Linked DNA regions of Homo sapiens: region 2 is linked to region 1. Evidence: read pairs that join two places in POLR2A ChIA-PET (ENCODE). Cell type or tissue: Caco-2. All regions are shown on one strand. Each heading gives the region's core, and the rest is flanking DNA. Links, peaks and the distances in the headings are about the cores only. Region 1 overlaps MCF2L2 (MCF.2 cell line derived transforming sequence-like 2). Region 2 overlaps MCF2L2 (MCF.2 cell line derived transforming sequence-like 2).

Region 1 (4,385 bases), core at 82-4,081:
GGCGAAACCCGGTCAGGAGATCCAGACCATCCTGGCTAACATGGTGAAACCTCATCTTTACTTAAAAAAAAAAAAAAATACAAAACAAAATTAGCCAGGCGTGGTGGCAGATGCCTGTAGTCCCAGCTATTCAGGAGGCTGAGACAGGAGAATAGCGTGAACCCGGGAGGTGGAGCTTGCAGTGAGCCGAGATTGCACCACTGCACTCCAGCCTGGGTGACAGAGAGAGACTCCGTCTCAACAACAACAACAACAAATTAGCCGGGCATGGTGGCAGGTGCCTGTAATCTCAACTACTTGGGAGGCTGAGGTAGGAGAATTGCTTGAACCCGGGAGGCGGAGGTTGCAGTGAGCCAAGATTGCGGCACTTCACTCCAGCCTGGGTGACAAGAGCAAAACTCCATCTCAAAAAAAAAAAAAAAGAAAAAAAAATCTGACAATTAAATAAAGAACAGAAAAAAAATTTGAATGGCAAATACAAAGCTGAAAAGAAATAACTGAGAATAAATAACTCTGAAAATAGCTCAAAAACTAAATACCTCAAAAACTCTTTAAAAATTCAGAAAATATAATGTTCAAATATGAAGTAATGCTGAAAATGAAATAACTAAAAACCAAGTAACTTGAAAAAAAGAACATAAAAATAAACAACTCAAATATAAAATAACTGAAAATAAATACCTGTGAACATAAGCAACTCGAAAACCAGATAACTAGGGGAAACCCTTCATTAAAACATTTCACTCTGAAAATAAATAACTTGACAGTAGTTCATGAACTTCCAGTGAGTGTTTAATAGTCAAATAAGTTACTGTAAAAATAAATAACTCAAAAACTCCAATAAGATAAAGTGAAATAACTATGAAGGTAAATAACTCAGATAATAATTGTAAAGATAATTAAAAATAAATTCCGGCTGGGCGCGGTGGCTCACGCCTGTAATCCCAGCACTTTGGGAGGCCGAGGCAGGGGGATCACGAGGTCAGGAGATCGAGACCATCCTGGCTAACACGGGGAAACCCCGTCTCTACTAAAAATCCAAATAAAAAATTAGCCGGGCGTGGTGGCGGGCGCCTGTAGTCCCAGCTACTCAGGAGGCTGAGGCAGGAGAATGGCGTGAACCCGGGAGGCGGTTTGCAGTGAGCCGAGATCACACCACTGCACTCCAGCCTGGGCGACAGAGCGAGACTCCGTCTCGAAAAATAAATAAATAAATAAATAAATAAATTCCAAGCAAATTAATTTGAACATCTGTAACTCCTAAAACAAAACAACTACATATAAATAACTGAAAATGAACAACTAAATAACTTTGAAAATAAAGTAACTATAAACCAGTAACTGAAACTATAAAATTAAATAACCAGAAAGCTACAAAGAAATGAAAATCAACTAATAAAACTAAAAATAAAATACAACTGAAACTAACAAAACTCATTTAAAAACTAATAAATCGATACATAAAATACCTCAGAAAGTAACTTGGAACGAACTCTCTCTACAACGAAGCAATCTTGGCACTAACACGAACACCCCATGAACGCTCGCAGGGATGCTGGGAGGCGGACCGGGAGCTCCCAGTCTGCGGCCCCCGCCGGGTTGGAGCGGCTCCGGCTCCTCCAAGGCTCGGGCTAAGCGGCTCTCAACCGATTCCCACCCCGCCCTGGAGAAATGCGGGCGTGTCTGCAGGCATTTTTGATTGTCACGATTTGGGGGCGGGGTGGAGGATGGGGTGGCGCATTCCTGGCACCTAGTGGGTAGAGGCCAGGGGTGCTACTAAACATCCTACCGTGGGAGCACAGAGAAGCCCACGCAGCAAAGAATTGCCCGGCTCCGAATATCGAAGTGCGCGGTCGAGAAGGCGTGGGCTGCGGGCTCTGCTCGCCTCTGCAGGCGCCTTAGAGCAGCTCCGAGGTCCCCCGTGCGGAGCTAGGCGCGCACCCAGGACACCCCTCGGGCTCCTCGGAGGAGGCCCTGGTTGTCCCCTTTCTGCCGCCGCCGAGGCTCCGGCTGCTTTCTGCGTAGCTGGGCAGGGCCCGGGCCCCCACACCGCCTCTCCCGGGAATGCGGGCGCTCTGGAGCCGAGGAGCGGGGGCGTCCGCAGGGAGGTCAGCTCTCCTGGGCGGAGGTCCTCGGGCGCAGCGCCCTCGCCTGGAAACCAGCCGTCGCCCCCGCAGGAGCCAGCCGGCCCGTGGACGCCCCAGCGCGCTCCTCCTCGGTGCTGCGGGTCGCCCTGCAATTCCGAGAAGAAAGTCAGAGACGCCGTGGCCCAAAGAGGCGCTTAGTCTTTCCTCGCTCACACTCACGTTTCCTCCTCATCGCGTTCTTCTTTTTCTCCCTGGCTGCTTTCTCCCCTCTCCAGGAAAGCAGATTTGGAGGAACAGGTTTCGTGACTGTCGTCCGACTGGAAAAGGCCCGCGAGCTGGAAGGGAGGGGACGGGTGCACCCTCAGAGTTATTGCTGGAGGCTGTGGCCAGACCGGGCAAGGTGGTGACTCCCGCTGGCAGGCTGAGGCCCACCCCAGCCCTCCCACCTGGGCCACGGGGCTCTCAGCGGGAGCCCCAGTTATGACCGGACACCAGCGCACCGCCAAGGAGACAGCCACGTGGGGACATGCTGGACTAGGAGGGTCAGAGCCAGTTTGAGGGTCTGGTGACCTCGGCTCCCTGGCTTAACCAGGTCCTTATGGGTGAGAATCCTGAGGAGGGGGAGAGGGATGGAGGCTAGGGACAGGAGGCAGGAGGAGCTGATGAATAGGAAGGAGGGAAGAAGATGAAAGAAACAAAAGGGAAGTAATTACACTCAGAGCACTGCTCTCCTTTTCCATGTCTTCTGCGCCTTCACAGTCTTCAAAGGTGTCCATGGAGCTAAACTCCCTGCTGGAGCAGCCTTAGGGAGAGAAAGGGAAGGATGGGGCCTCTGTGGGGTGGGAGGACATCCCCTCTGCCCATGGCAGGGTGTAGCAGGCAGTGCCTGTTGCAGGCACGGTCCTCCCCATCTCTAACTCCTGCTCTCCAAGGGCCTGCACTGCGCTGGGCTGTGAGGGGGTCTGTGATCTCCAGGCTGCTTTTCCAGCGCCGAGATGCCGTAATTCACCGAGAAGGCGCGTCCACATGCTGTTCATGGCCCTACCTCCCCGTTCCTCCAAGAAAACAGTCATTGTTTTTTGTGTTTGCCAGTCTTCTAACCACGCCTCCTTCCCTTCCTCCTCCCCTGTCTCTTTCTCACCCTCCCCTCCTTGCCTCCTTTTCTCTCCCCTAATTAATGTCCATTTCCCATCTCCCTGGCAGCCTCTGCCAAGTGTCACTGCTCCCCATAAGGGAAAATCAGAGGAACAAGCAAGTGCATCCATCCTGCCTCTCTCTGCAGTGAACTGATTAATTAATCCATCAGTCTTGTCTATGGCGCACATGTTACATCCCTGGGGCGGTGTTGGACACTGTGGGGAACAGCAGCCACTGCCAAATACTGAACAACTGCCCTGTGCCTGGTGGTATGTTAGGCATTTGTCAAAGTTTAAGCCTCACAACCCTGTAAGGGTCTCAGCCCCCTTTACAGTTGGGGAAACAGACAGCAATGGTCACTTGGCCAAGTCCTCTTGGCCTGTGGCAGGGCAGCTGTCTTCTCCAGCACTCCTGCTCTTTACCCTCGCTCTGAGTGAGATGGAGTCTCTGCCCCACATGGCTCACAAGCCAGGGTAGGGAGCAGAGCATCTGCAGAAAGGTCCCAACACAGGACAGCCCCAGACCGAGGGTCAGCTGAGTAGTCTACGCGGCGGGAGCCGTGCTAGGAAAGTGTCTGCTCAGGCGAGAATTCAGGGAGGTTTGGGCAGGACTTGAGGGGCAGACAGGACTGGAGAGGGAGGGCATTCTGGGCAGAGGCATGGCCAGAGGGCGGTAGGCGGCAGTGGAGGGAGCTGCAGTTATCTGGGTGAGCAGGCAGCACAAGTAGCGTCTCCTGGGCTGCTGCCCCAAGCCCCCAACAAGCCACGTTCTGGGCCCCAGGCCCTCCCCAGAGCAGATCAGTGGGGGCTGTGTGAGTAACATGGGGGCGGGGGGGCAGCTGGGCAGCACCTCCCTGGAGGCCCCTCTGAAATCCTGCCTGACTCTGGCAGGCTCCGAGGGGGCTGGACACCCTCCTCTCAGGTTGAAGCAAGTCCTGGTTGAGTTCCTAGTCCCAGGAGGTGGGAGGGGCAAGGGGTGGAGGGCAGAGGAGAAACTGCCTCAGGGATGTGCCCCCTGCCTTCATCCTCCAGACAGGACTTGGGAGCATCTAAGGAAACCCAAGACTCCTCTTTAGAGAAGTCATCCAGCCCTGGGGTCCCCTTATGCCAGGAGCAAGCAGTGAGAATGGAAGAATGATTGTCTTGCTGAAAGTTCTGTGAT
Region 2 (4,385 bases), core at 272-4,271, 59 kb after region 1:
TCCTCTTTTATTTCCTTGAGCAGTGGTTTGTAGTTCTCCTTGAAGAGGTCCTTCACATCCCTTGTAAGTTGGATTCCTAGGTATTTTATTCTCTTTGAAGCAATTGTGAATGGGAGTTCACCCATGATTTGGCTCTCTGTTTGTCTGTTGTTGGTGTATAAGAATGCTTGTGATTTTTGTACATTGATTTTGTATCCTGAGACTTTGCTGAAGTTGCTTATCAGCTTAAGGAGATTTTGGGCTGAGACGATGGGGTTTTCTAGATAAACAATCATGTCGTCTGCAAACAGGGACAATTTGACTTCCTCTTTTCCTAATTGAATACCTTTTATTTCCTTCTCCTGCCTGATTGCCCTGGCCAGAACTTCCAACACTATGTTGAATAGGAGCGGTGAGAGAGGGCATCCCTGTCTTGTGCCAGTTTTCAAAGGGAATGCTTCCAGTTTTTGCCCATTCAGTATGATATTGGCTGTGGGTTTGTCATAGATAGCTCTTATTATTTTGAAATACGTCCCATCAATACCTAATTTATTGAGAGTTTTTAGCATGAAGGGTTGTTGAATTTTGTCAAAGGCTTTTTCTGCATCTATTGAGATAATCATGTGGTTTTTGTCTTTGGCTCTGTTTATATGCTGGATTACATTTATTGATTTGCGTATATTGAACCAGCCTTGCATCCCAGGGATGAAGCCCACTTGATCATGGTGGATAAGCTTTTTGATGTGCTGCTGGATTCGGTTTGCCAGTATTTTATTGAGGATTTTTGCATCAATGTTCATCAAGGATATTGGTCTAAAATTCTCTTTTTTGGTTGTGTCTCTGCCCGGCTTTGGTATCAGAATGATGCTGGCCTCATAAAATGAGTTAGGGAGGATTCCCTCTTTTTCTATTGATTGGAATAGTTTCAGAAGGAATGGTACCAGTTCCTCCTTGTACCTCTGGTAGAATTCGGCTGTGAATCCATCTGGTCCTGGACTCTTTTTGGTTGGTAAACTATTGATTATTGCCACAATTTCAGAGCCTGTTATTGGTCTATTCAGAGATTCAACTTCTTCCTGGTTTAGTCTTGGGAGAGTGTATGTGTCGAGGAATGTATCCATTTCTTCTAGATTTTCTAGTTTATTTGCGTAGAGGTGTTTGTAGTATTCTCTGATGGTAGTTTGTATTTCTGTGGGATCGGTGGTGATATCCCCTTTATCATTTTTTATTGTGTCTATTTGATTCTTCTCTCTTTTTTTCTTTATTAGTCTTGCTAGCGGTCTATCAATTTTGTTGATCCTTTCGAAAAACCAGCTCCTGGATTCATTGATTTTTTGAAGGGTTTTTTGTGTCTCTATTTCCTTCAGTTCTGCTCTGATTTTAGTTATTTCTTGCCTTCTGCTAGCTTTTGAATGTGTTTGCTCTTGCTTTTCTAGTTCTTTTAATTGTGATGTTAGGGTGTCAATTTTGGATCTTTCCTGCTTTCTCTTGTAGGCATTTAGTGCTATAAATTTCCCTCTACACACTGCTTTGAATGCGTCCCAGAGATTCTGGTATGTGGTGTCTTTGTTCTCGTTGGTTTCAAAGAACATCTTTATTTCTGCCTTCATTTCGTTATGTACCCAGTAGTCATTCAGGAGCAGGTTGTTCAGTTTCCATGTAGTTGAGCGGCTTTGAGTGAGATTCTTAATCCTGAGTTCTAGTTTGATTGCACTGTGGTCTGAGAGATAGTTTGTTATAATTTCTGTTCTTTTACATTTGCTGAGGAGAGCTTTACTTCCAACTATGTGGTCAATTTTGGAATTCCCTGCTTTATTATTCTAAAGCAAGCTTGTCCAACCTGCGGCCTGTGGCCCAACACAAATTTGTAAACTTTCTTAAAACGTTATGAGATTTTTTTTGCGATTTTTTTTTTTTTTTTTTTTAGCTCACCAGCTATCGTTAGTGTTAATGTATTTTTTGTTTTGTTTTGTTTTGAGACGGAGTCTTGCTTTGTTGCCAGGCTGGAATGCAGTGGTGCAGTCTCGGCTCACTGCCACCTCTGCCTCCCAGGTTCAAGCAATTCCCCTGCCTCAGACTCCCGAGTAGCTGGGACTGCAGGCGTGCGCCACCATGCCCAGCTAACTTTTTGTATTTTTGTAGAGATGGGGTTTTACCATGTTGGCCAGGATGGTCTTGATCTCCTGACCTCGTGATCCACCCTCCTTGGTCTCCCAAAGTGCTGGGATTACAGGCGTGAGCCACCTCGCCTGGCCAGTGTTAATGTATTTTATGTGTGGCCCAAGACAATTCTTCTTCTTCCAGCGTGGCCCAGGAAAGCCAAAAGATTGGACACCCCTGTTCCAAAGCATGTAATTTTATTCACAGAAAAGACTCTCGGCCGGGCGCGGTGGCTCACGCCTGTAATCCCAGCACTTTGGGAGGCCGAGGCAGGCGGATCACGAGGTCAGGAGATGTAGACCATCCTGGCTAACACGGTGAAACCCCGTCTCTACTAAAAATACAAAAAATTAGCCAGGCGTGGTGGTGGGTGCCTGTAGTCCCAGCTACTCGGGAGGCTGAGACAGGAGAATGGCGTGGACCCCGGAGGTGGAGCTTGCAGCGAGCCGAGATCACACCACTGCACTCCAGTCTGGGCAACAGAGCGATATCCGTCTCAAAAAAAAAAAAAAAAAAAAAAAGACTCTCAAGGATTTACCATCTAAAATCATCAAGTGTATATCATGCAGATGAACAACAGAAAACACTGGGAGTATTCAAGTAATTAAAAATAACCTTTCAGCACCAACAGCAATTTCTGTCCTGATGGCAATCTACTCAGAGCTAGAGGACTGCACTTAGGATACCAAAGGGAGCTTAGGATGCAAGAGCAGCCTGCACTAATGTACTCTGCGTTAGTTTACATCCGGGCACTTTGCTTTACGTTTCAAAACAGACGCCGCCCTTAGCTCATTAAAGGGGAAATGGAGGTATAATGTGTTTTAAAGGGATGTTTCTTCTCTGAAGCCATATTTCAGGGTAGCATGAAAACAGAGCTTTGGATATCTGGTTCCATTCTACATGACACCTCATGCTTGTTTCAAATGACACCACAACCAAGGGGCAGGAATGAAAGGAATATGCTAAAAAAAAAAAATGCAATCCTTTTTAGCAAGAAAGATCATTAAGGATTTCCTGATAAGTTTCTTCTTTGTTCATGTGCCCTCCTCTGCTCCCCCTTTGAACTACTGCCCCTGTCACCCCCCCTTCCCCGCCTCCCCGCCGTTTCTCAGTTCTCCAATAGGGATCCAGTCTGCCAGAGGTCTATTTTTGCTCATTATTGTCAACACAATTTGCCATCAAGAGTTTTCACTTACTCCTGCTATCCTATCATCACATTATGCATGTCAGAAAGCATTACAGATTTTTACTTTTCAAGAACCCGAACTCAGATTTCCAGGCTTCTGTCCTTCCTGTTTCATGCTGTTGACTCTCCCACATCTTTGTCTTCCTCCTAGACCTTTGGTCACTCTTGAGCCCACATTGCCAATGGTCTATATCATTTTCACCTGGATGCCTCCCAGACACCTCAGTCACATCAAGTTGAAATAGAACTAATTAGACAGAAGTAGCATGTGTTTCAGTGGAACTGACATTTTTCTAGGGTCCCTAAAACACAGGTGTTGTTTCAAACTCCCCCCTCCAACATCCCTTATATTCTCTCTGTCACCCAGGCTCCTTATATCATCTCTCAACATGCTTCCTGGGTGACTACTGACTCTCCACTTCTGGTGACACCCCACAGAGCAAGCTTTCAATTCCTGTCATTTAAACACTTTAGTGCACTCATAGAATCTCATCCTTCTGAGATTTCTCTTCCACCAGTCTATTTTGCAGACCACCAGGCTACGCCCTTCCAAAAGCTCCTTTGAGATGGAGTTTCACTCTTGTTGCCCAGGCTGGAGTGCAATGGCATGATCTCGGCTCATTGCAACTGCCACCTCTCAGGTTCAAATGGTTCTCGTGCCTCAGCCTCCCCAGTAGCTGGGGTTAAAGTTGCCTGCCACCATACCCAGCTAAATTTTGTATTAGGGGTTTTACCATGTTGGCCAGGCTGGTCTCGAACTCCTGACCTCAGGTGATCTGCCACCTAGGCCTCCCAAAGTGCTGGGATTACAGGTGTGAGAAACCACGCCTAGTCCCCCAAAGCTCCATTTTTATCCTGTCTTCATTCTCTCTTCAAGAACTTGCCCACAGCTGCCAGAGTTCCTTCTAAGAGTTTAAGACTCTCTGTTCATGTGGTAAGAATCTTCTTAAGGAGCTTGCTTTAAAGGTAAAACCAGATTTACACATCAGAATGGGGAGAGGTGGGTGGGAGCTAAGATGGAATCTGTAATTTTCACAAGTGCCCTGGATGATTCTACTGC

Evidence for each region. ChIA-PET counts read pairs that join two places held together with the same protein. Peaks named below come from ENCODE experiments on the same cell type or tissue, not always from the same donor. Only the 100,000 strongest peaks of a DNase experiment are listed, where the experiment ranks them.
Region 2: POLR2A ChIA-PET joins it to region 1 with 6 read pairs; 3 of 35 experiments call an interaction of 5 or more read pairs at or near these places.

What each region holds. Positions count from the first base shown.
Region 1 is chr3:183,177,271-183,181,655 of GRCh38, forward strand. It overlaps MCF2L2 (MCF.2 cell line derived transforming sequence-like 2), which reads right to left. Exons shown (of 30, transcript NM_015078.4): 28 at 2,801-2,889; 29 at 2,307-2,422; 30 at 771-2,233. The coding sequence ends at 2,110. Among named protein-coding and RNA genes, the nearest start is that of LAMP3, 17 kb to the left of the region's middle. RefSeq lists a silencer at 1,991-2,080. In Caco-2, for the core only: no CTCF peak of the experiment used is centred there; DNase peaks (open chromatin) are centred at 1,661 and 2,041; H3K4me3 peaks cover 1,016 bases.
Region 2 is chr3:183,236,359-183,240,743 of GRCh38, forward strand. The region is part of intron 15 of MCF2L2 (MCF.2 cell line derived transforming sequence-like 2); the gene reads right to left. Among named protein-coding and RNA genes, the nearest start is that of B3GNT5, 15 kb to the right of the region's middle. In Caco-2, for the core only: no CTCF peak of the experiment used is centred there; no DNase peak of the experiment used is centred there.